Regions from separate parts of the Mus musculus genome. Here regions 2 and 3 are each linked to region 1. A link is a loop called in an ENCODE intact Hi-C map of the cell type or tissue named here. Cell type or tissue: heart. All regions are shown on one strand.

Region 1 (8,000 bases):
CATTTCTTCAACTTTTCATTTCTGAAACATTAGGGTGGAAGCAGGCTAACTATAGAAGGTACTATGTCTACTACGTCAAAAGCTCAGGACAAGCAAACAGTACCAGGGAATGAATGGCTCAGTGTCAGCAGCAGGCAGCACCCCCTCCTCTTTTGGACACACATTATAAAGCCTGTACAAGTGACTCTGGGGGGCTAGTAAGTAGCAACACAATTTAACACTTCCCACTCACACTTTTGTTTAAAATGCCATATTGAATTTGGGCATATAAATATAATTTCTTATTTCTAGATAAACATTAGTTGAAAAGTTAAAATGAAAAATCCAAATAGCCTATAAAGTTTGATTATTTAAAAACAAAAAACAAAACAACAAAAAACCCAAAAGATGCTGATTTGGTCTACAAAGTGAGTTCCAGGATAGCTAGGGCTGTTATAGAGAAACCATGTCTAGAAAAACCACATACAAAACAACAAAAAACCCAAAAGATGCTGATTTGGTCTACAAAGTGAGTTCCAGGATAGCTAGGGCTGTTATAGAGAAACCATGTCTAGAAAAACCACATACAAAACAACAAAAAACCCCAAACAAACAAAGCCAGAAAAGAAGAGACAAGAAGGGAAAGAGGAAAGAAAAGAGATGAGGAGCTGGAGAGATGGCTCGGCAGTTAACAGTATTTACTGCTCTTGCAGAGGATTCAAGTTCAGTTCCCATGAACTACATCAGGCAGCTCAACACTCAACTCAGTCTTCAGTTCCAGAGGAATCCAATGTTCCTGGCCGCTGCAGACAGTTGTACTAAAGTGCATATACCCCCGTGCAGACCTACACACACGTACATATAATTAAAAATAAACCTTTAAAAAACAGCAAAAATCACCGGGCGGTGGTGACTCGCGCCTTTAATCCCAGCACTTGGGAGGCAGAGGCAGGTGGATTTCTGAGGTTGAGGCCAGCCTGGTCTACAGAGTGAGTTCCAGGACAGCCAGGCAGTGCTACACAGAGAAACCCTGTCTCAGAAAAACAAAATCAAAAAACAAAAACAAACAAACAAAAACCAGCAAAAATCATGAGATATTCTGCTGTTTCCCTAAATTTGAAGGCTACAAAATCATTTTACATAACTCCCGAATATTTGTTTTCTAAAACAGGTATCTTCAAAAGTGGGGTCATTAGCAATCTTGGAACTGGCACAGGAGAGAATATGAGACTTATAACAGTGTTGAGCCTGTTAAGTTTTTGGTGTAGACATGTATGTGTGTAGATACATATAATTAACAGTCTCCTCCCTCTTCCTCTGTACCCCACCCCATCTTCTTAGGTGCTATAAACACCAAGCTGCAACCCAAACCTTAAAATTAAACTTTAAACTAATGTGCTCTTTTGTTTGGGGAGGAGGGCAGGGTTTGAGACAGGGTTTCTCTGTGTAGCCCAGGCTGTCCTGGAACTCACTCTGTAGACCAGGCTGTCCTCAAACTCAGAAATCCTCCTGCCTCTGCCTCCCGAGTGCTGGGATTAAAGGCATGTGCCACCACGCCCGGCTTGCTCTATTAATTCTTAACCACACCTATACAAATGCAATTTGTATACACACATTAAGGAAGAACTTTATGGCCAGAGAGATGCTCATAGATTAAAGGCACCCACTGCCTGACAGGACAATCCTAAGACCCACACAGTGGAGAGAAGCAGCTCTCCCAAGTTGCCCTTTGATGGGCATATACATATATACACATATGCACATGAAGACACAAACACATACACAGACAACAAATACAATATAATTTTTTAAAAACTGAATTATTAACTTACATGTTCTGCAATTCCTAGCACATGCTTATACACAAACACAACCTACAAACACACATTAATTAAGAAAAAAAATTTCAGAGGCTAGAGAGATGGCTCAAGGATTAAGAGTGTATTACTCTGGCAGAGAACCTGAATTCAAACAGACAGGCAGGCAGGCAGGCGAGCAGCCACACACACACACACACACACACACACACACACACACACCACACTGAGTTGATTCCCAGGATCTACATGGGAGGAGAGAACTGACTTCTGTATACACAAAATAGATTAATGTAATTTTTTTAAATTATTATTTTAAGGTCTAAAAGAAAAGCAAAAAACCAACCAAACCAAAAAAAAGTCAATAGTTATCAAAGTGTTATTTCCTTAAAAGTCTACCAACTGGTACTGTTAAAATTACAGATCATGTTTATAACTATGTTTAGTAGTATAATTTAAATTTATTCCTTGATCACTGCTAGACTATTTATTTTGGTGTTGGGAATTAAATGTTTAAAGTATGGCAAAGGAGGAACATCCTATTAATTCTTACTTCCCCTATCACCACCCCAGTTTGTTATATTATTCCACAGCTATCTAGGTTAACAGTTTGCATTTTTATAGTTCTTAGATTCTGGATCTTTGGGAGACCTAAAGTTTAGTCTAATGCACAGCAATTACAATATTGTGAATATACTTCACTAGCAAACTAAGAAGGATGGACCCAAAGAAAGGGATTCTGTATCTACAGAGGGACTAATTGAATAGATTATTTTTTAAGTCAAAGTTTCAAACAGGCATCCTGTTATACCAAGTACTCAATATATAATAGCACACAATAAGCAATATATGTACTGCTTAATTTAAATCTTCAAAACACAATAGAAGGAATTATTAGCCCAATTTTGCAAACAGAAATTGAGCAAAGATTCTATGGTGGCAGGCCAGCTAGTATGGAGCACAGCAGGCACAGCAGGCATGGTAGTCCAGGTGTGCCTGCAAGGCCTGACCTCTGCACACTCTCCTCCTTGCTCACACTGCTCTTTCAGTTTTTTTCTCAGCAACGCCTACCTCATGCCCTGAGTAAAAGAGGGAAAGCAACAACTCAAACAATAATCTAAGCATATAGGTGAGTAGAACTCCATTTATAGGCCAACTCTAGGATTTCCAACCAAGATAGTATGACTCTCCTTGTCAAGACACTGAGATAAAAAACTTCAAAATAAAATTATCATGGACCAGATGTATGTCTCGCCCTTCTGACACTAAGTTTTCTATGGCAAGAGCTTAAAAGTCTGTCCTATAATCCTAGACCAAACCCTGCCGCGACTTCAACTTACCAAAATGTATTGTTACATGGAGTAACTGATGCTAAGTTCAGGTTTCCGTCCATTAAAGCTGTTCCTTTAGTAAAGACTAACACACCGTGCCTCAACTAGACTGAGAACCAGTTTTTAAACTATAGAAGCATTCTTACAGGTGGGGGTTAAAATCGGGGTGCCAACTTCAAGAGGAGTTCATTGCTGTTCTTTTATTTCTCAGTTGTGAACTTTGCATATACTGAACTCTTCTCTTTTTATTCGTTTGGTTTCCTGTCACTTCCTTTAAGCAGTCAGCTTCAGTAGGGACGAGTGACATTGATCTCTTTTCTAGAACCAGCAGTGTCTGGTAGGGCTTTACACACTTGTATAGAGTTGACCACAAAGCAAGTCATCTATCTATACTGCAGAGGAGGGTTGAGGGTGTGTGGTGTGTGTGCATTTAAGTTGGATGGTTAAAGAACCAACCACTCTCAGCGAAGGGAAGACTCAGGCTCCAGGTAGACTGATGCTAAACAGTGCTTCTCAACATGTGGGTCGCGACCCCCAGTACCAAAACCTTCTCACAAGGTCGCCTAAGACCATCTGAAAAAACATTACCGTTCATTGAAGTAAAAAAACAAAAAAACAAAAAAAACATAGTTTTGAAGTAGCAACGAAAACAAATTTATGGCTGAGGGTCATCACAACGCGAGGAACTGGATTTAAGGGGCGCAGCATTAGGAAGATTGAGAATCGCTGAGCTACGGGGGACTCCGAAAGGCAGAAGGCGGGCATCACAGTGCAAAGCCCTACTGCTTTGTGTCTGGCCAGTAAGGCGCTCCTGAAGAGCACTACGCTTCGGTTTCAGCCTCCAAGCCCGCTTGCAGACCGGGCTGGGAAGACGAGAGCGGGCCCGACCTCGATCCTGCTGCTTTCCTGGCTCAGGCCCTTCTCCGAGCCCCCGAACCATCCTCGGGCCGCGTCCGCTCGCTCCAGGCCGAAGCATGACAGAGCAATTCGGAGGTCCCGCAGGAGGCCCTGAGTCACTCACCTACTTGGTAGAGTCGGCCCTCGGGAGAGAAGATAGTAATGTGACGGTCAAAACCGGCGCTGGAACCCCGGGACATGGCGTTCCTGCTATTTTAAACACAGTCTGCACCCCGTAGCACACACACCAGGGACCCAAGCCCCCTCCCGGAAGTTATGGCTACTGCTTCCGGAGCACCGGCGGAGCTGCTTCCGCTCTGGTGAGGGACTGGCGGTGTTTCCGGTGGGGACGGGACGTCCCAAAGCACTGCCCCTGAGTAGGCGGGCCCTCGCGCGCCCGGCCTGCGGTCCGCGGGCTTCCGGGTGGTGGCTCTGGGTCGCAGCCGGCCGTTAGTGCGTTCTGGAGATCAGAGTGGCCAAAAGAGGAAGTTTTCAAGGTGCCTGCAGTTGTCCTTTGCCTACTTGTGACCTCTGGAGACAGTATGGTCACCGCGTTCGCAGTCAGTTTGGGCGCCTGTACTTGCTCTCCTGTCTTCCCGGAGTCTGGCTTTGTTCTTCCTAACCTTCATTTTACCAGCCACTTCTCTTCCTACGTTTTGGGGGAGAAAGGAATGCAACAGCCACCCTTAAATGTAGGGCCTGAAAGAGGGTTAGTGGAAGAAGCCACTGGAAATAACAAAAGTTTTCTTCTAGTCTGGCAAGACTTTCCTTTGGACAGCGGCCCAGAGATGGGAACTTGAGAGGTTGAGCAGTCTTAGTTGATGATGAGCAAGATCGTTGCTGGTGGCTGGATACCGGAGAGTAATTCCAAGGCGGCGAAGCAACTCCTGGAAAACTGGTGGTTTTTCAAACTGTAAAATTCTGCACATTGTGCACCCTAGGGCACAGCCCCTATTTAGTGAATATAAAAATCGAAGCATATTATTAAGCTATTCCCCCCTCCCTAAATAAAAGTTTTGTTTACAGCAATATTTATAACAATTTACTGATGTAATACTGAAATATTCAGATCTGTGGCGTTCTCTCTAAAAGCACCCATTTTAAAGCAAAACATTTGAAGAGATTCTTCATAAGGAAGTTTTAATTTCTCGAGCTAATTTTTTTCTTCCTTTAGAAAAAAATATAAGCCAGGTGTGGTGGGACACATCTTTTATCCCAGCACTTGGAAGGCAGAGACATCTCTGGGTTCAAGGCTAGCCAGATCTACAGAATGAGTTTCAGGACACAGTAAGGCTACACAGGAAAAAGAAGGCTGTCTGGGGGTGGGGGTAGGGTGTACAACATCCAAGATTGAAACACGGGTTAAGAAAATAGCCCATGTAAGCAGCCGCTCTGGAACACCCGGTACTTTCCAGCTTCAATTCCCAAGTGTGCTGATAAGAGCTGCTGTCCCTTGGTTCTAGCTCAGGTCCTTACATCAGGATTAACTCCTGACCTTTGCGTACTTTTCTCAGTCTTCCCAGCCAAGTGTACTATAACACCTACAGTTTGCCTGAACAGTCACGGAGAAGTTCTCTGTAAGACTGCTAGGGGAAGCCCTCTGTTAGTACCTTAGAATCCAGATGTCTCATATCTAGGGCTGCACTGCACTGTCCATTGAAGCTGAATTTTCCCTAGTTGCCTCCATCAGAATAAACAGACATTTCATTACCCAAAATAGGCAAAACCAGGATTCCTCATCTCTTTCCTTCCAGTTCCTGCTCTTTGTATTTAGAGCCCACACCTTGTAGCAGTCAAATCTTCAGCATTTCCTCTCTCTGCTCCTGATGTCTTAGTTGGCTCCTTATATAATTCTTAGTTTTATTCACCTTATGGTAGGATGTGCTCTAACGCAGGCACAGGGCTCTTGGTGTATAAGACCTGGATGTTTACCAGATCTTGAGTAATGGTACTAAGAAAGAGACAACCCAGTGGGTGTTGTAAGACCTCTCATTCCTCATCCTCAAGCAATAGCAACAATAGACACAGCACCTTCTTCATCTTGATTGTGGACTTCACTTCGTCAATATGGCCCGGTATTTTCACTGTGTGCCAGCAAGGAAGGGAACTTGCCAGCCTTAATTAGGCCTGGACCCAGGGTATCGGGACCTACTTGATCAGAGACTTGGAGGCCAAAAAGGCATCACATATCTTGGGCAACTTGTCCTGTTTCTTGCTCATGCTAAGCTTCTGCAGTACCTCACTGTCCTCGTGAGAGATGACCACAGCCTTGGCCCCATCCTGATGCCCACAGAGAACCTGGGGCAGGGGGTGGACTTAGGCTGATGATGCCTGAGAAGCATTGGTTCTGACATGCTTCAGGCTCATCTGCAGCTCTGCTGTTCCAGAAACCTGTGGCGCTCCTGCTGGCTCCTGTGCAGACCTTCCCACACTGTCTGGTTCTCCACAGTCTTTGATGTTCCGGGCTGCTCACACCCAGAAAGCCAGAACAAAACCTTTACTTCTTGCCATCCCTCCATTCTTACTCTAAGTGCCAAGAAGACAGAATTCCACAACATTGCTCACAGATACAGCTTAACGGGGACAATACCTAGCATATATAAAACAATAAATATAGCTGGGCGTGGTGGCGCATGCCTTTAATCCCAGCACTCGGGAGGCAGAGGCAGGTGGATTTCTGAGTTCGAGGCCAGCCTGGTCTTCAAAGTGAGTTCCAGGACAGCCAGGACTACACAGAGAAACCCTGTCTCGAAAAACCTAAATAAATAAATAAATAAATAAATAAATAAATAAATACTTGCTGAATGAGCATGTTAATCCTTTGGAGCACATAAATTAAGACTAAATCCGCCTTTTGTGACTGGCGGTGAACGAGCACGCAGTGCCATGAAGGCTTCGGGCACACTTCGGGAGTACAAGGTGGTGGGGCGCTGCTTGCCAACCCCAAAATGCCATACACCACCACTGTACCGTATGCGAATCTTTGCGCCCAACCATGTGGTGGCCAAGTCCCGCTTCTTGTACTTTGTGTCACAGCTGAAGAAGATGAAGAAGTCATCAGGGGAGATTGTGTACTGCGGACAGGTGTTTGAGAAGTCACCCCTGCGCGTGAAGAACTTTGGCATCTGGCTGCGCTATGACTCCCGCAGTGGCACACACAACATGTACCGGGAGTACCGGGACCTGACCACTGCTGGTGCAGTCACACAGTGCTACCGAGACATGGGTGCCCGACACCGTGCCCGTGCCCACTCCATCCAGATCATGAAGGTGGAAGAGATTGCAGCTGGCAAGTAGCGCCCGCCAGCTGTCAAGCAGTTCCACTACTCCAAGATCAAATTCCCACTGCCTCACCGCGTGTTGCTGCGCCAGCACAAGCCACGCTTCACCACCAAGAGGCCCAACACCTTCTTCTAGACACAGAGACCCACTGAATAAAAACTTGAGACTGTCAAAAAAAAAAAAAAAAAAAGAAAGAAAGAAAGAAAGAAAGAAAGAAAGAAAAGAATAAATCCCTTGGATCTAGTGCTCAGTGGCTAAGAGCACTTGCTCAGGCTGGAGAGATGGCTCCGCGGTTAAGAGCACTGACTGCTCTTCCGAAGGTCCTGAGTTCACATCCCAGAAACCACATGGTGGCTCACAACCATCTGTAATGTGATCTGATGCCCTCTTCTGGTGTGTCTGAAGACAGCTACAGTGTGTTCACATATAATAAATAAATAAATATTTAAAAAAAAAAAAAGAGCACTTGCTCTTCCAGAGGACCTGGTAGTTCCATACACAGCACACATGTCAGGCAACTCGCAACCACCTGTAACTACAGCTCCAGGGTATAGGGTCTCCGAGGGCACCCCCACGCACATGGTATATTCATGTAAATATACACATTTTTAAAAAAAGAGTATTCTATTTAAAGTTGAATTTAAACTCCACTTACAATAGTTCCCAGATATCTGATCTAATACAAGCTGGATTC
Region 2 (8,000 bases), 93 kb before region 1:
GTCTTACAGGGTGGAGGCTAGCCACCACAGAAGCCTGAGTTAGAGACAGAGTTGCACATCTGCATTCACACTGTCACATCAGGGCTGGCCACTGTGCATTTCTACCATGCTTGCCCCTTCTAGGTCTCCTGCTCCTCTCTTCTCCAGCCCAGCTGCACCAGCATGGGTTGTCTCATTCCTGCGCGCTCCTGTCTGGGACTAAAACAAGTTAGGAATAATTGCCTAAAACAATTGACCCAAGCCAGTCTGCCCATGGGGGATGGGGTGGGGCAGGTTGGACCACCTGGTTGAACTTGCACAAAAGCTCCTTTGAGGGAGGAAGTTTAGTTTCACCCAGGAGGATTCATGAACTATCCAGTCTCATCTGCCTTGACAACATCCCTTTCCCACAGAGGAGCTTCAGTCCATAGCCAGTCCGGGACCATTGTGGGGCCATCTTGTCATCTCTTGAGGCCAGCCTACACTAAGTTGCTACAAGGTACAAGATATTATTTTTGCCTTCTGCTTTAAAAGGAAAAACAAAAGACTGAGGTGTAGTTTCGTGGTAAACTATGTGTTTATCATCTTTGCAAGAGGCCCTGAGGTCATCCCCAGCCCTGAGCTCACAAACACCAAGACAGGGCTAGGCACAGTGTCGGACGATTGCAATCCTAGCACTCAGGAGGTCAAGGCTGGCTGTGACCCAATGGTGAGACCTTGTCTCCAAAACAGTGATGTAAAGCTTTGACAGTTTAAAAGTGTTAAGCTTAGATAAATGTTTGACAATGAGGAGAAAACTGAAGCATGGAAGGATCCACAAGTTCACTTGCCGCCTCCAAGAAGCCAGACCCTTTCATTGTTGGACATCTTCCTTCTTGTCTGTCCACACACAATCCTGCTGAGCTGTGGTGTTGTTGACTTAAGCTATATGGAGCCGTGCATGGAAAGAAAGCCTGTTGGCTCACTTTAGTAAGTCAACAGTGTTCCTGAGCTGCAGGTAAACAGAAGGTAACTCCTAGGGAATTCCCAGGGAGGGCCAAGTCAGCCGGCCTCAGCACCGCCCAGATTTTTTCAAAGGGTTCTGTGACAGCCCAGAAATGCTTGAGCCTGACTCCTGCCACTAGGTGTCACACTAAACAATACCGAAGTTGATGCCAAGGCCTGAAGCTGTCGGGACAGCCCAAGGAGGCATAAATATACATACTCCTTCATTTTATACCTGCAGCCCCAAGTCACCTTCTGCAGTATCCTTTATAGATGGGGCTTTGAGTCCATACTGTGGCTTTTTTTTTTACAAACTTTAACTTCATATATATATATTCATTACAATAGGGTACATTGCTTAAATTTTATATTACTTAATTTTTTATGTATATGAATGTTTCGCCTGCATGTATGTATGTGTTCCACCCTCATGCTTGGTGCCTGGCGGTGCTGAATCTCCCGGGACTGGAGTTGCAGGACACCACGTAGGTGCTGGGAATCAAACTCAGGTTTTCTGGAATAGCAGCTAGTGCTGTTAACTGCTGAGCCATTCCTTCAGCCCTGCTCTGCAGTTTTAAAGAACTATCTCCAGATGAGAAACTACCTATCCTCTGCTTTATCTCCCAAGCGGAAGACAGATTTGGGGGCTGGGGAGCTGTTCAAGACTGGGTCTTATGTTGCCCATATTGACCTCAAACTAGGCTAAATACTTTTAGTGTATTCCAAATTATACTACATTTTGGTCTCATTTTTGCAAGGTGTTTCCAAGGGTTAACATATACTTTACCAAAATGATTAATATATTGTAGTAGAAATTAGACGAACTGACATTAGGGGGCCTGGGTACATCTCTAAGTATTTTGTTTTCTTCTTTAGGAAAATGGGAACCGCACCTAGCTTACAATATTACTTCTGAGAACTAACCATAATGCATACGAAGCTGGGTTCCTCCAAAAATTTATACTGTGATATTTCCAAAAGTCCACACTCATACTTCCAAGCAGAGACGTGTATTTCTAGACAAATGATGCCCATCTGATATCACAAAGTACCTTAAATATTCCAGGACTGACGTGCAATTCCAGCTCTCAGGGGGAAGCTGAGGCAGAGGTCCTACTAACAGTTCAATGTCAACAGGGACAACACAGTGAAATCCAGACCAGCCGGGCCTACAACGTAAACCCTGTCTCAAACCACCCCACCAGCACAGATCCAATCTTATTATTATAAAAGCAAGTATACCATAAAAAAAAAAGGTTAAGTGACTTCTCCAACTAATGTATTTAATGAAAGGCAGAGCGTGGAATTGAGATGTCCTGCTCATGATCAATCTCACTATGTCCCACTCAATTACACTTGCAGATCCAACTTGCCACTGAGAGGAAAAGGAGAATTCGCTGAGGAAGTTTTAACTTTAACCTGGCCCTTACTGTCTGGAGGCTTTTTGGTTTTTCCTGGATTTTGAATCTTTTCCCTCAGTGTCTTCACATGCATACTCAGGGGGAGGCGCTGGAATTCCAAAGAGAGGAAAGCTGACATAAGGCTCATTAAGAAAAAGATCATTCACATCTCACCAGAAATCTATGCAGAACTAGAGAGGCCTCCTGGATCTGGTCTGACAAACTCTGATCCACGTTGCTTTAATTTTCCCTAAGTAGGGGTGGGGTGGAAGTAACATTTGTACTTTTGCCGGTTAAACTAGAGGCTCACAGGCCCAAATCCCTTTCTTGGGGGAGCAGCTACCCATAATGCCGCGGTCCCTTGGGAGCAAGGAAGCTGATAGAAGCAGCAGGTTTCAGATGGGGTCTGTGTTAGGACTATCTTGAGCCTCCTGCAGGATACCTCACAGTTACTTTTTTAGCTATGTTTGAGAGGCCAGCCTTGGCTAGGGCACTAAGTCAATTGCTCTGCTAGGCATTCACAATAAGCTCCGGCTTCATTCTCTGCAACAAGTTAACTCCGACAGCAAGAACGCAACAGTTGCGGTTGCAAGGAAACTACAACTTCTACTAAGATTAACAGCTTGCATTACTTGGGGAAAAATGTGGTTCCCATACGGAGCTAGGATTTGCCCCTCCCCCGGGGGGGGGGGCAAGATTATTGACCCCTAGGAAATAATCTAGGGGTTCTCCAAGCTCTTGGTTTTTGTTGGTGGTGGTGGTGGTTTTGTTTGTTTTAATGCCAAAGTTTTTACAGCTTCATGGAGTAGGAGTGAAGGACAGCCAAATGTCCCTGCATTGCAAAGGGCCTGGAACAGACAAAACACAGCCGGCCCCGGAACCACTCATATGTCCGTCGTCGCAGAAATTTAGGAGAAGCGAATCCCTGCACCTAGCCAGCGTTTCCACTCTTGGGTTTTCAAAAAGATCAAAAACCGGAAAAGACCTGCAAACTGGCAAATCGCTAAGAGGAACAGCCTAGCAGGTCTGCGTCCTTGGAAGCTGCGCAGCTTGGGACCCCAAACCAAAATCGCCCGGTGGGAAACCCCAGGGAAAGAAGGGTTCTTGCAGAGGGCTGGGGTTACTGAGTGCAGGCTGCAGGGAAGTACCTAGAGGGAGGGGGCCTGGTCGGGAGGACTTTCCAGCCACTCAGGGCTCATCAAAAAGTTCCCTGTGCATGACCCCAGTGGCTCATCGCAGGGAGTTTCTCCGATGAACCCCGGCCCTGGGTTTAGGCTTCTCAGTGGAGGACGAGCCAGTTCTTTTTCTAGTCTGACTGGCTTGGAAATTCCCCGCGCCTGACCCCGCCCCTGAGAAATCCCCTGCCAGCGTTTATAGGGCGCCGCGGCGGCGCTGCCGAGCCCACAACAGTCAGACCTCGCCAGCCAGCCGCCAGCAGCCTGCAGCCTGCACCCGCTCAGCCCCGCACAGCCATGTTTCAGCCAGCTGGGCACGGCCAGGACTGGGCCATGGAGGGCCCGCGGGATGGCCTCAAGAAGGAGCGCTTGGTGGACGATCGCCACGACAGCGGCCTGGACTCCATGAAGGACGAGGAGTACGAGCAAATGGTGAAGGAGCTGCGGGAGATCCGCCTGCAGCCGCAGGAGGCGCCGCTGGCCGCCGAGCCCTGGAAGCAGCAGCTCACGGAGGACGGAGACTCGTAAGTGGCGCCGGGCACCGGTGGGGGTCGCGCGGGGCCTGCAGCGCGCTCGGGGTTCTGCACGGCGAGGGCGCCGGGGTTGCGGGGCGCCGGGGCTGCGGCGGGCCGCCTGTCTTCCCCCCTCCCCCTCCTCCCCTGTCCCCGGACCCGGAGTCGCCGAGCGCAGGCCGGGGGGGGCGGGGCGGCAGCGGCGGCGAGGACGCAAAGTCCCGGCCTGGCAGCGGTGGCGCGCAGCCGCCGGGCGCCGCGCGGCCGCGAGGGGAAGTACAGGGCGTTCCGGGCGGCGGAGGGCGGGCCGGTCTGGCCGGCGCCCGCCCGGAGGGGGTGGGGCACGGAAAGTCCCTGGGCGGCTGCCAGGAACACTCAGCTCATAATAACCTCGCGGAAAACACCGCGGCCGCGGCCTCCAGAAACCCCGGCCTTGCGCAATCCCCCCTCCAACCCCACCTCCAGCCCGCGCCTCCCCCCCCCCCACGCAGTGTGCTCACCACCCCTCGGGGGGTTTCCCTGTCATCCCTCAGGTTCCTGCACTTGGCAATCATCCACGAAGAGAAGCCGCTGACCATGGAAGTCATTGGTCAGGTGAAGGGAGACCTGGCCTTCCTCAACTTCCAGAACAACCTGCAGCAGGTGCGCTGCTTGCTTGCCCCGCGGGTGCCCTCTTTGACCCCTTGGTGGAGTCAGATGTAGCACGGTCGCCCCCAAAGCGTTTCTAAATTAATAGTCACTTAGTTCTTATCTGCCTTGGCCTTTTGCATTCAAATCAGCCAACGTCTTAGAACCAGAAGAAAAATCCCTTGGGTTTAGTGAGGTCTTTATGACCCACCTAGGGCCTCCTGTTTGCCTGATCTCCTAAGAGACAAATGGGAGGATCAGATTCCATAGCGGGAGGTGTCTGGGGTTCAGGAAACTCAAGACTATGGGTTTGCTCCATGGCTTATCCCTTTCTGTTTCCTCTTCCATTTGTAGACTCCACTCCACTTGGCTGTGATCACCAACCAGCCAGGAATTGCTGAGGCACTTCTGAAAGCTGGCTGTGATCCTGAGCTCCGAGACTTTCGAGGAAATACCCCTCTACATCTTGCCTGTGAGCAGGGCTGCCTGGCCAGTGTAGCAGTCTTGACGCAGACCTGCACACCCCAGCATCTCCACTCCGTCCTGCAGGCCACCAACTACAATGGTAGGTCTGCCAGTCCATCCAAGGATGCAGAGGAGGGAGAGAGATGGGGCCACTTGAGTCTTAAACTCCGAACGTATACAAAGTTCAGACACTGTGATCTTTTTAAAAAGTTTTCTCCTCGATGCCTATATGATATTCACTCAGAACCCAGATTCTGAGTTCTTCAAAACTGATGATGTTTGTGGTTGTCCTCAAGACAATAGACATGAGTTGTGTGAGGATTGAAACACGTAGTTACAGTTTTTGTCTTCCTCCTCCAGGCCACACGTGTCTGCACCTAGCCTCTATCCACGGCTACCTGGCCATCGTGGAGCACTTGGTGACTTTGGGTGCTGATGTCAACGCTCAGGTGAGTACATCTCCCTTCCACCTAATCTCTGTTGGGCTGGCTCTGATGGTGAGCAGGTTTCCAGATGCAGCCGTAAACTAACGCCTGATTGCTTTTGGTTTCAGGAGCCCTGCAATGGCCGGACAGCCCTCCACCTTGCGGTGGACCTGCAGAATCCTGACCTGGTTTCGCTCTTGTTGAAATGTGGGGCTGATGTCAACAGGGTAACCTACCAAGGCTACTCCCCCTACCAGCTTACCTGGGGCCGCCCAAGTACCCGGATACAGCAGCAGCTGGGCCAGCTGACCCTGGAAAATCTCCAGATGCTACCCGAGAGCGAGGATGAGGAGAGCTATGACACGGAGTCAGAATTCACAGAGGATGAGGTGAGTGTTCCTCCCCTCAGCACGCTGACGGCTGTTCTAGGGCTGCTTTGGATCAGAGGGATTTCAGTTGTTTAACTTCTCAGACTCGGCTTGCAAAGCCAGGATCCCAAGAATTTGTCTCTGGTTTGTTTTAAGAGCTTACCCTTTTGGGTTGAGGAATGAGGGAATTCTAGAAATTGAACCCAGGCCTTAGCACATGGTGATAAGCACACGTTCAACCATTAAGCTCCACCCCCTCAATAGCTTAGACTTTTTTTTTTTTTAAGGAAAGAATAGGTAAGGGAAACTCCTACAGCCTGGTGCCCTTGTTCTATTTGGGTTAAGGAGAAAAAGAGCCCAAGAATAGGAGTTATTTCAGCAGCAGCTCTCCCCTTATCCCAATGTCTTGGTGAAGTTCTAGGAATTTAATATGTCTTTTTCCCCTCTCTTGTTTTAGCTGCCCTATGATGACTGTGTGTTTGGAGGCCAGCGTCTGACATTATAAGTGGAAAGTGGCAAAAAGAATGTGGACTTGTATATTTGTACAAATAGAGTTTTATTTTTCTAAAAAAAAAAAAAAAAAGAAAAAGAAAAAAAATGAGAAAGGGTATACTTAGCACCACACCACACAGCGCCTAGACCCAGGCATTTTACTGGGGTGATTCGGCTGTTGTCTTTGTGAAATCCGGGGAAACAGATCACTGAAATTCAAAGAAAATGTCTCTTAAGGTTCATGTTTGTGGGATTTTTTTTGGGGGGGGGGGAGGTGATTTTCCAGAACCTAATGAAAGGACCACGTTTTATTTATTGTGCTTTTGATTGAACCACCATAGACCTAGTAAGTGAGCCCAGTGTGTCCTCCCATGTAAGAGCCAGGTGTTCAGTGGCATGTGCTTAAAAGTCGCCCCCAACTAAGGTCTGTGTCGCCTTCTTGTAAATGTTGTATATGTTGTATTTTGTTGGTAATTATTTTGGTACTTCTAAGATGTATATTTATTAAACAGATTTTTACAGACAGCATTGTCCCGCTCGTTTGCTATTCTGAGTGGCTTGTTCCTGAAGATCGGGGGCTGGAGGGGGTGGCGTGAATGTTTTCAGCCAGCTAAGGAAGTTCACAGAGTAGCTTCTCACGTGAGAGCCGAGCTTCACAGCAGCCTCCAGCCCCTGTGTGGGAGGGAGCCTGTTGCAAGGTGACAGGAAATGCCAGCCTTTAGCTGGGGTACCACCAGCAAGCCACCTGGCCTGTCACTGAAGGCTCTGGTACCATTTTCTCCTTGATTTAAGCTGTTCCGGAACCCAGTCTCTGTAGAACTTAGTTGGAACAAGAGGAATTTGCTGAGTTAGCTTGATGTAGCTGGGAAAATCCTCAAGAGAGGACATGGGCTTGGAAATGGTACTGTCCTGACATACCTCCTAGGAGATAGTCACCGCTGAGACTTATTCATTGACTAGGCTGCTGTAGACATTGCATAAGGCTAAAACACATGACAGTGCCAGGCATCTAATGCTGAAAAAAAAAATACAGCTATTGTACAACATCCTGTGTTTCACAGGGGAAGCAAGAAATCCAGAGAACAGCTTGTGCGGGGACACCCCGAGAGGAAGCGGGTTCACTTATCGGGAACCTTCTTTGTCAGACTGTTAACCAGAAGGCCATGTATCTCATCACTGTGGTCTCGGGGAGCAAGCTTGAAGAATCTTCAGCTCAGGGTTCTAATTCTACTGCCAAAGCAGATTTCACAATAAGTCAGAAAGTTGTGAAGATTGCGTATTGATGCTTGGTAGGTAGTGGCTTTGTCCCGGGGACAGAGTCTTGCTTTGGTAGGAAGGAATGAGATGATGACATTCAATGAATGTACAATAATACATTTGATGTGCTTTAGCTTATGGCTAAGAAAGTATCTTTTCTATGCTTCATTATTCTGTTCTGGATCCACATTGGATGTCAAGTAAATATGATGTTCATCTTCATCTTATACCAAAAGGGAGCCAACACCCAGTGTGTCTTTCCTATATAAAAAGCACTACTGCAAACTGGGTAAAGCCAGCCATGTCCCATTCCTGC
Region 3 (8,000 bases), 48 kb before region 1:
AATAATGAGAAGCGGCCGGGCATGGTGGCACACACCTTTAATCCCAGCACTCGGGAGGCAGAGGCAGGCGGATTTCTGAGTTCGAGGCCAGCCTGCTCTACAGAGTGAGTTCCAGAACAGCCAGGACTACACAGAGAAACCCTGTTTCGGAAAAAAAAAGAGAGAGAGAGAGAGAAGCGGTAAGCCTATATAAGACCCAGGACAATCTATTTTTTGTTCTGCATGAAACTGAGAAGCAGTGCAGGCTACGATAGCCTGTCTTACAAAGGGATTGTTTACAAAGTTGGAAGAGTGTGTGGAAGCAATGTGTGTATGTGTGTGTGTGCACACGCGCGCGTGCGTGCGCGCAACGGCATGAGCTTGATCGTAGCAACACTAACATTACTAAATGGAATCCCGAGAAGAGGGAAGCAGTAACCTCCCTTCTGGGGTCAGAGCCTAGTCTGGGCGACCGTGGGGGGAGTGGGGGCGGGGCTCGGGAGGAAATGAATAGGCTTCCCTTTCCTCCCTTCCTCTGATCTTTGATGATCTGAAATGCCCACTGAGCAATCCCAAAAGTCAGCCAGAGGTTAAGAGCACTTCTCCATGCAGCCAGGGGCTGGTGATCTGCTCACAACGTCATGTACCCTCCCAGGCTGCCTGAAGGCTAGACTCACCAGCCCATCCCAAGTCCATACGTGCACATGGCAGCACCACACACAGGAAGGAGAACTGTTACAGGTGGTGCTGTATGGGTCCTTACACCTTTTATATGGCATTTGGCTAGGGCAGAGGCAGGAGGCAATCAAGCAGGCCCACAGTAGAGATAGAAACCATATCGGGTGCCAGGCCGGCTGGCCGCTGGAACCAACAGCAGTGCCTATGAACTGAGTACCCGGAGGGTCTGTCAGGGCTGAGGTGTCAGGGCTGTGTTGGTCCCAGGATACATGAAGATGGGGGTAGAATCCTCCCCATCTGGGGTGGGGGGCGGGGGAGTACTGAAGCTCTGAGACATAGCTCCTCCTGCCTAAGGCGACACAGCCAATGAGAGCCTGATCCTCAGCCCCAAGTTCTCATCACTACAGTCTTCCCATCTGTCACACCCTTTTAAGACAGTGGCACTTATGAACAACATTTACAATTTTTAAAAAAGATGTATTTATTATTATACATAAGTACACTGTAGCTGTCTTCAGATGCACCAGAAGGGGCCGTCAGATCTCATTACAGGTGGTTGTGAGCCACCATGTGGTTGCTGGGATTTGAACTCAGGACCTTCAGAAGAGCAGTCAGTACTCTTACCCTCTGAACCATCTTGACAGCCCAACATTTACAAATTGTAATATGAAAAACTTAATTAAGATTGTCTTCCACTTAGCAAATATTTCCTTAATGCACCAGATTCCTAAGTACTCACAAAATGGGTAGATTTCCACTTAAGAATAGGACAGTAGCCAGGCATGGTGATACATACCTTTAACCCTAACACTTGGCCTTGGGAGGCAGAGGCAGAAGAAAAAAAATTACACATGCACACACACACGCACACACATATAACGCACATGTACCTATGTATATAATCTTTCATTTATTATTTGAATTTTCATAAATAGAATATATTCTGATTACGTTCATGAACCACTCCCCAAACTCCAACTCCCTTTAAGTCTCCCCAAATGTGTCTCCCTCCCATCTTCATTTTTTTTTCTTTTATAATTCATTGAATCCAACCAATGCTAACCAAATGAATGGGTATAAGCTCATCCACTGGAGTATAAGCACACTACCAGAGACCACACCCTCATCAACTGCCATTGGCTCCTCAGCTAAGGATAAGACCTCATAAGTCTCTCCCCGCAAGGGGAAGCCAGGGAAAAGAAAACCCTTCCTGCTCAAGTTGCTCTTGATCAAGACTTTTTTGTTGTTGTTTTGTTTTTATTAGATATTTTCTATATTTACATTTCAAATTTTATCCCCTTTCCTAGTTCCCCTCCAAAAACCCCCTATCCCCTCCGCACACACCCTCCCCCCTCCACTCACCAATCTACCCTCTCCCACTTCCTGGCCCTGGCATTCCCATTACTGGGGCGTAGAAACCTCACAGGACCAAGGGCCTGTCCTCCCATTGATGACCAACTAGGCCATCCTGATCATGATGTTTGATCACAGCAAAGGAAGCAACATAGAGCTACACTGCTCTCAGCTTTGGCCAGAGAGGCTCCTTCAAATCTGGGCAGCAGTTAAGGTCGAGAGTGGTAACTAATCAAAGTGCTCAGAATAAGTGACCATGAGTGCTCAGCCATAGAGGGGCCTTCTGCATCACTCCTTTGCACAAAGACCCAAGAGCATGGCAGAAGAAAGGGCGAAAAGAATGTAAGAGCCAGAGGAGGGGGGATGGGCAGCAGGTTGTGAACTGCTCTCTCTGGACCTGAGATAGTTGTTCATGCTGTCTCCTTGGTACCAGGAATTGAATTGAACTCATTAGACTTGCACAAGCAAGCATGTTTACTCACTGAGCCAGCTCCCTAATCCCTCAAAATCTTTCTGAAGTTCAAAGTCACCCTATATATATATCAAGGTCTGTCAATGGACATATGAATTGCTTCCTTGTTCTCTGTCCTTGTCCCATCTCTATCTGCTTTGGTTTGCGATAAATATAAGTAGACAGATGGTCAGTCTGAAAGATAAATTGGCCAGTGTGGAGAGGAGCTGGTGACAAGCTTGCAAAGAAAACCTGGGCTAAAGGGGAAAAGCTTTGACATGAGACTGGAGTGTCGAGACTGTAGTATCCCACTGGGTTTGGGACAAGAACATGATGGCACCTTATATGAACTTTAAGGAATGTTTATCTCCAAGGAGTTTGGAAAGGCTAGTGGAGAAGGGACTGGTCTTAGAGTCATCACTCAGGGACTCAAGGATGAAAACAGATGGAAGCCCGAGAAGTGGCTAAGAAATCTGGAGAAACCGGCACCTCTAGCAGGTGTGGGTAACTAGAGCCTTCAGCAGAAACAAGAAGCTGTTTGTTTGTTTGTTTTGTTGTTTTGTTTTTTGAGATAGGGTCTCCCTGTGTAGCTCTGGCTGTCCTGGAACTCACTCTGTAGAGCAGGCTGGCCTCGAACTCAGAAATCCGCCTGCCTCTGCCTCCCAAGTGCTGGGATTAAAGGCGTGTGCCACCACTGCCCGCTGAACAAGAAGCTTTGTCCAGAGGCTGGAGAAACAGCTCAGTGGTTAAGAGCACTTAGTGCTTTTACAGAGGACCTTGGTTCAGTTCCCAGCAACCACATCAAATTGCTCACAACCACTTATAACTCCAAAACTCCAGGGCAATCCAATGCCTTCTGGCCTCCACCGGCTACCAGAACGCATGCGGTGTAGGTAAACGCATTCAGACACACACACGTGCACATACAAATAAACAAATCAATCTTTAAGAAGAAAGAAAACTGTCCACTTGCAATGCAGATGTACTACTTGATGTCCAGGGTCCCAGGGGAGGGCAGAGTGCATATATTCATTGTCAAGCCAGGATTCATGTTTTCCGGCTGTCCTTCCTCCCCTCAAAGTTTCAGCACAGCCTAGCGTCGTTCGGGGAGCAAAACGATGCTTTAACCAACATCTCCTTGGACACAAAGCCCAGGATGGAAATCAGTGGGTGGAAGCCGGAGTGTGTGAAAGGAATAGATAGAGCTGTAGTCAGCAGAGGCCTGGGGCACGAGTCAGTTAGAGGTCCATGAGGGCTTGAGCAGTCGGTTCCTCAAAAGCAAAAACCACTTGAAGCTTGTCATCTGGGACAGCTGAGGCCCAGTGACCAGCCCCCAAGAGCCCAAGAGGCTTCTGTTACAAGAACCCTCCGCCAGGAAAGGCAGCTGCTGGCTGTAGACGTGCACGCAACTTCCTGCTTGACTGTTCACTTCTATGAGTGGCGAAGCGGCAGAAGGGCTGAGGGGGACTCTGAAGAAAGAACCACCCTAAGATTTCCACTAGGTCTAGGGCCTGTCCTCAAGCTCCAGGCGTCTCTGTTACTGTAACCTTCTGTCCCAGCCTTTGCTTTTTTTTTCCTAGTGAAGGGAGGTTGGAGGCGTAAATGCCCTGAGAAGCAAGCAGCCAACAAGCCACAGATAGCTAGCACTGGCCTTGGCAGGCACACAGTGTTGTCTCTGTGAAAGCAGCGGGGCTAATTATACTCAGCTGGCAGCCGGGTGACGGGAGTTTCCCAGCTCACCCGCCTCCCTGCTTGCCTCTTTTTGTGTGGTAGACACTGTGGAGAGGTGTGGGGACAGAAGGGCCAAGAGCAGATGGGAGGAGTTATAGTCAGCCTTGCAAAGGAGCCAGGCCCAGTCCTTGCCTGGCTCCAGCTAAGGACTTGACCTAAAATCCTAGGAGGGCGGCCATGTTCAGCTTCTTTCAGGATCCTTGGAAGAGGAGCAAGCGGGGTGGGGGTCACCACATAGAGCTCTGAAGGGACAGAACCCTCTAGAGGAAGAAGCTTTCTGCTCTTCCCTCCTCAGCCCAGACACTTTGCTGGGGTCAAGACTGTTGCACACAGCCACCAGGAGCTGGCAGAGGTGTGGGGGCGGGGAGGGGAGGGCTCAGATGGTGTTGAGCTCTGTTCACCTGAATGACCAGTAGCTTTGCCCAAATTACAGACAAGCTGTGTAGGCCAGAACCTGATATCGGTCAGGCCAGCATCAGGAAGGCAGCTCTTTAGAGATGAACCTGTATCACTGTTCTGTGTTCTGGTCCCCCGAGGGTAGGTATCACGGAGCAGAGTACCAGTGATAGCTTGAGCACTGCACATTTGCCTTGGATCTTCACGTCAGGCTCCTGAGACAAATTCCCAGCTTGGGAGGCACTGAGAAAAAGCTAGCATCCCCTCACCTCAGGCTGTTCGCTCCTGGGTCCTTCCCTTCCTGCATACCAGCCTCCATCCCTGTGGCAAGGCCAGCTCATAAAAGCAACTGGTTTTCATCCTGAATCGGTTGAATCACACTGAATTGGAATGAAGCATGAGCCTATGCAAGCTGAAGCCACAAGTCATTGTGGTATCTGCATTGGATCTGAAAAGTAGCCTGTGGTGGGTAGTGTATATTTAAGGGTGTGATGGGCATCCTTTTGGTAAGCTGGCGTGTGTGATTTCATTCACTGACAGGCCAACTCTGGAAATGGGGTTGCCTCCCCTGACCCCCATTTCAGACCCAAACATATTTGTTTCAAAGCGTCCTCCAAAACTCTTTGTTCTGGAACTTGCTGTCCGGATATCTGTGACAGGAAGGGAGCTAACGCAAGACAGTCCAAATGAAACATTGTGCCCTTGAGAACAGTTACAAGGTAAACCATTTCCAGCAGGGGTTACTGTGTTTATCTTGTGATGTAAAAATGCCTTCAGTGGTGTGGCTGGAGAGATGGCTCCCCAGTTAAGAGCACTGGATGCTGCTCTTCCAGAGGAACCCAGGATCAATTCTCAGCACCCACATGGTAGCTCACAATTGTCTGTAACTCCAGTTCCAGGGATCCAACACCCTCACACAGACATACATGCGGGCAAAACACCAATGCACATAAAATAAAAATAAATACATTAAAAATGCCTGCAGTGGAACCAGGCGTGGTGGCACATGCCTTTGATCCCAGCACTCGGGAGGCAGAGGCAGGCAGATTTCTGAGTTTGAGGCCAGCCTGGTCTACAAAGTGAGTTCCAGGACAGCCAGGGCTATACAAAGAAACCCTGTCTCAACGCCCCCCCCCAAAAAAAGCCTGCAGTGGGGGTGAGGAGCACAGGCTCAGCCATGGGAATTTATGAGGAGAGAAAGCTTGAATGGACGCTCTAGCTGACCACCTCATCGTCCACAGCTGATTTCTGCTGGGTGTTTGTAAGCCCCAATTTGATGATGTCATCTACTTGTCATATGTCGCTTCACTAGGAAGCCTCATTCGAGGGGTCACTCTTCCATGGGGCACTCTCTGGATCCAGAACGCCAGCTACCTGGCTTCCCTGGTAATCATCTGCTAGATGTCTCTAAGTCCCAATGTGGGGATATTTTCTATTGTCTCTCAGTCGGGCTACTCACTTGTCTCTCCAGCATGCTGTGGGCTTTTTGTTTGTTTGTTTGTTTGCTTTCTGAGACAGTGTTTCTGGCTGTCCTGGAACTCACTCTTTAGACCAGGCTGGCCTCAAACTCAGAAATCCACCTGCCTCAGCCTCCCAAGTGCTGGGATTAAAGGTGCGTGCCACCACTGCCCGGTTTAATGGTGTTTCTTATATTAATTTATAAGGATTTTAGATTTACAAAAGCCAATCTCAGGTCAGCAAAATGGCTCAGCGGGTAAAGGGTGCTTGTCTGGAAAGCTGAAGACCTGAGCACTATCCGCAGAAGCCACATGGTGGAAAAGAGAGCCTAGTCTACACAGCTCCCTCCCTCCACCACCACTGCAGCAATGTGCAAGAATTCATACACAACGTTAATAAAGTCAAAAACAGGGCCAAGGAGATGGCACAGATCTAGCATGGGGATCTGTGTTCAGTTTCCAAGGCCTACATAGTATAAAGGGAACCAGCTCCTGCAAGTTGTCTTTGACCTTAGACAGTGCTCTGTGTCTCTGTCTCTCTCCCTTTCTATGTCTCTCCTTGTCTCTCTCTGTCTCTCTCTCTCTGTCTGTCACACACACACACACACACTGACTGATGTACTTCCTTTTGATCCCCACACCTGCCTCTGTTTCCTTCAATGTAGTCTATGCCAGGTGGGTCTCCCCCACACCAGCCAGCAAGTTTAAATTCATCAGATCTCCACCCCCTTTTTGTTTTTAATGAATCCACCAGGACATAGAGTTGATGCATGCCTCCCTCTCATGATGCATCCCTCCCGTCTGTCTCAGGTCATGTCCATCCATCATGTATGTAGATGATCACTGCCTTCTTCCCGTCAGCGCTCAAAGCACCCGCTGGCCTCTCCACCCCTGACAGCTGCATATTGGAGCAGGTGTAGAAGGAAGCTGGTTCTGCTTTAGCTTTGTAGTCTGGAGTAGTTCAAGGATGTTTTTCTCCTGGACACGGTCTGGAGTGGGTTTTCCGCTAACCTTCAGAAGTGAGTGCAGTGAAGTTCAGCCACACCCTCAGTAGATCCAGCACTCCATACTTCAGCGTGCATCCCCCTCCCTGAGACTCTGCAACTCACTGTTGTCTTGTTTGTTTTCCCATCCCTCGGTCCATTAGAATGTGGCAACTGGTTGTATTTGCTTCTTTACTTGGTCTTCAGGGACATTGTTGAGTGGGAGGTGTCTAGAGGGATTTGTAATTAGAACTTTTTCTTTTAGATGTGTGTGTGTGTGAGAGAGAGAGAGAGAGAGAGAGAGAGAGAGAGACCATCCACAAACATTAGAGATGGGTGTGACCTCCTGAGACAGACGTGAAGGACGTGCCAGTTCCCAAGCACCACAAGAGGGAGGGAGGAATCAACTCTGGGGCCTGGTAGTTCCATGAAAGCAATGGACGAGCTGATGAACTGGGATTTGCAGAGTTATAGGGGGAAGGTCACATGGCACAGACTGCAGTGGAGAGAACAGAGGTGGGCATGGGGAATCACTTGTGTAGGGTGAAGCAGGCACTCCAAGGGGAGAAGCCTACAGCCAGGCCCAGGAGTGAAACTTGGCCTCAGCCTGGGCAGGAAGCCAGAGATCATTCAAGGGAAGGAGGGTGCCAGCCCTCAGTGATTCTTTCCCCTCCCACCTCTGCAGCAGCTTCTGTTGCTCCCTCCCTCGCTCCTTCAGGGGTTTTCCCAAACTGTCAACTGGCCAGAGTCCTGCAGGGCAGGGCCCAGACAGGGCTACAGAGTGTGCCTTGGGAACAAGGTTGCTACTCTCACACCCAACTGGCTAGTTCCTAACACAGGAGGGAACAGCAAGACACTAAGAAAAGCCAGCAGCAGCCGCAGCAGCCATGCTAGCCATGAGTACTTCGGCGCTGGCTGAGAAAAGCTGTCTGGGGTAGGACAGACTTTATACTCAGCAGTGTAAGTGTCACA

Evidence for each region. Hi-C counts contacts between places; a loop is a spot of excess contacts. Peaks named below come from ENCODE experiments on the same cell type or tissue, not always from the same donor. Only the 100,000 strongest peaks of a DNase experiment are listed, where the experiment ranks them.
Region 2: it touches region 1 in a loop (7-fold over the local background); 24 of 42 quality-filtered maps call a loop at or near these places.
Region 3: a loop joins it to region 1, with 2.5 times the contacts of the local background. A loop is called at or near these places in 10 of 42 quality-filtered maps.

The regions. Positions count from the first base shown.
Region 1 is chr12:55,395,140-55,403,139 of GRCm38, reverse strand. Psma6 (proteasome subunit alpha 6) reads right to left here and starts at 4,315. Exons shown (of 7, transcript NM_011968.3): 1 at 4,149-4,315. The coding sequence starts at 4,224. It also overlaps the pseudogene Rpl18a-ps1. In heart, a CTCF peak has its summit at 4,313; DNase peaks (open chromatin) are centred at 4,389 and 5,409; H3K4me3 peaks cover 2,854 bases; H3K27ac peaks cover 1,798 bases.
Region 2 is chr12:55,488,362-55,496,361 of GRCm38, reverse strand. Nfkbia (nuclear factor of kappa light polypeptide gene enhancer in B cells inhibitor, alpha) reads left to right here and starts at 3,715. Exons shown (of 6, transcript NM_010907.2): 1 at 3,715-4,062; 2 at 4,584-4,692; 3 at 5,032-5,242; 4 at 5,503-5,591; 5 at 5,696-5,956; 6 at 6,393-6,953. The coding sequence starts at 3,836. The coding sequence ends at 6,440. It overlaps Gm36634 (a long non-coding RNA gene), which reads right to left and starts at 3,067. Exons shown (of 3, transcript XR_381610.3): 1 at 2,016-3,067. In heart, CTCF peaks have their summits at 1,090 (motif pointing right), 3,818, 4,022 and 4,321; DNase peaks (open chromatin) are centred at 1,071, 3,691, 4,311, 5,071 and 4 weaker places; H3K4me3 peaks cover 2,692 bases; H3K27ac peaks cover 2,460 bases.
Region 3 is chr12:55,443,061-55,451,060 of GRCm38, reverse strand. No RefSeq gene overlaps it. Among named protein-coding and RNA genes, the nearest start is that of Gm36571, 14 kb to the right of the region's middle. In heart, a CTCF peak has its summit at 3,879; DNase peaks (open chromatin) are centred at 550, 3,850, 4,150 and 7,700; H3K4me3 peaks cover 436 bases; H3K27ac peaks cover 3,285 bases.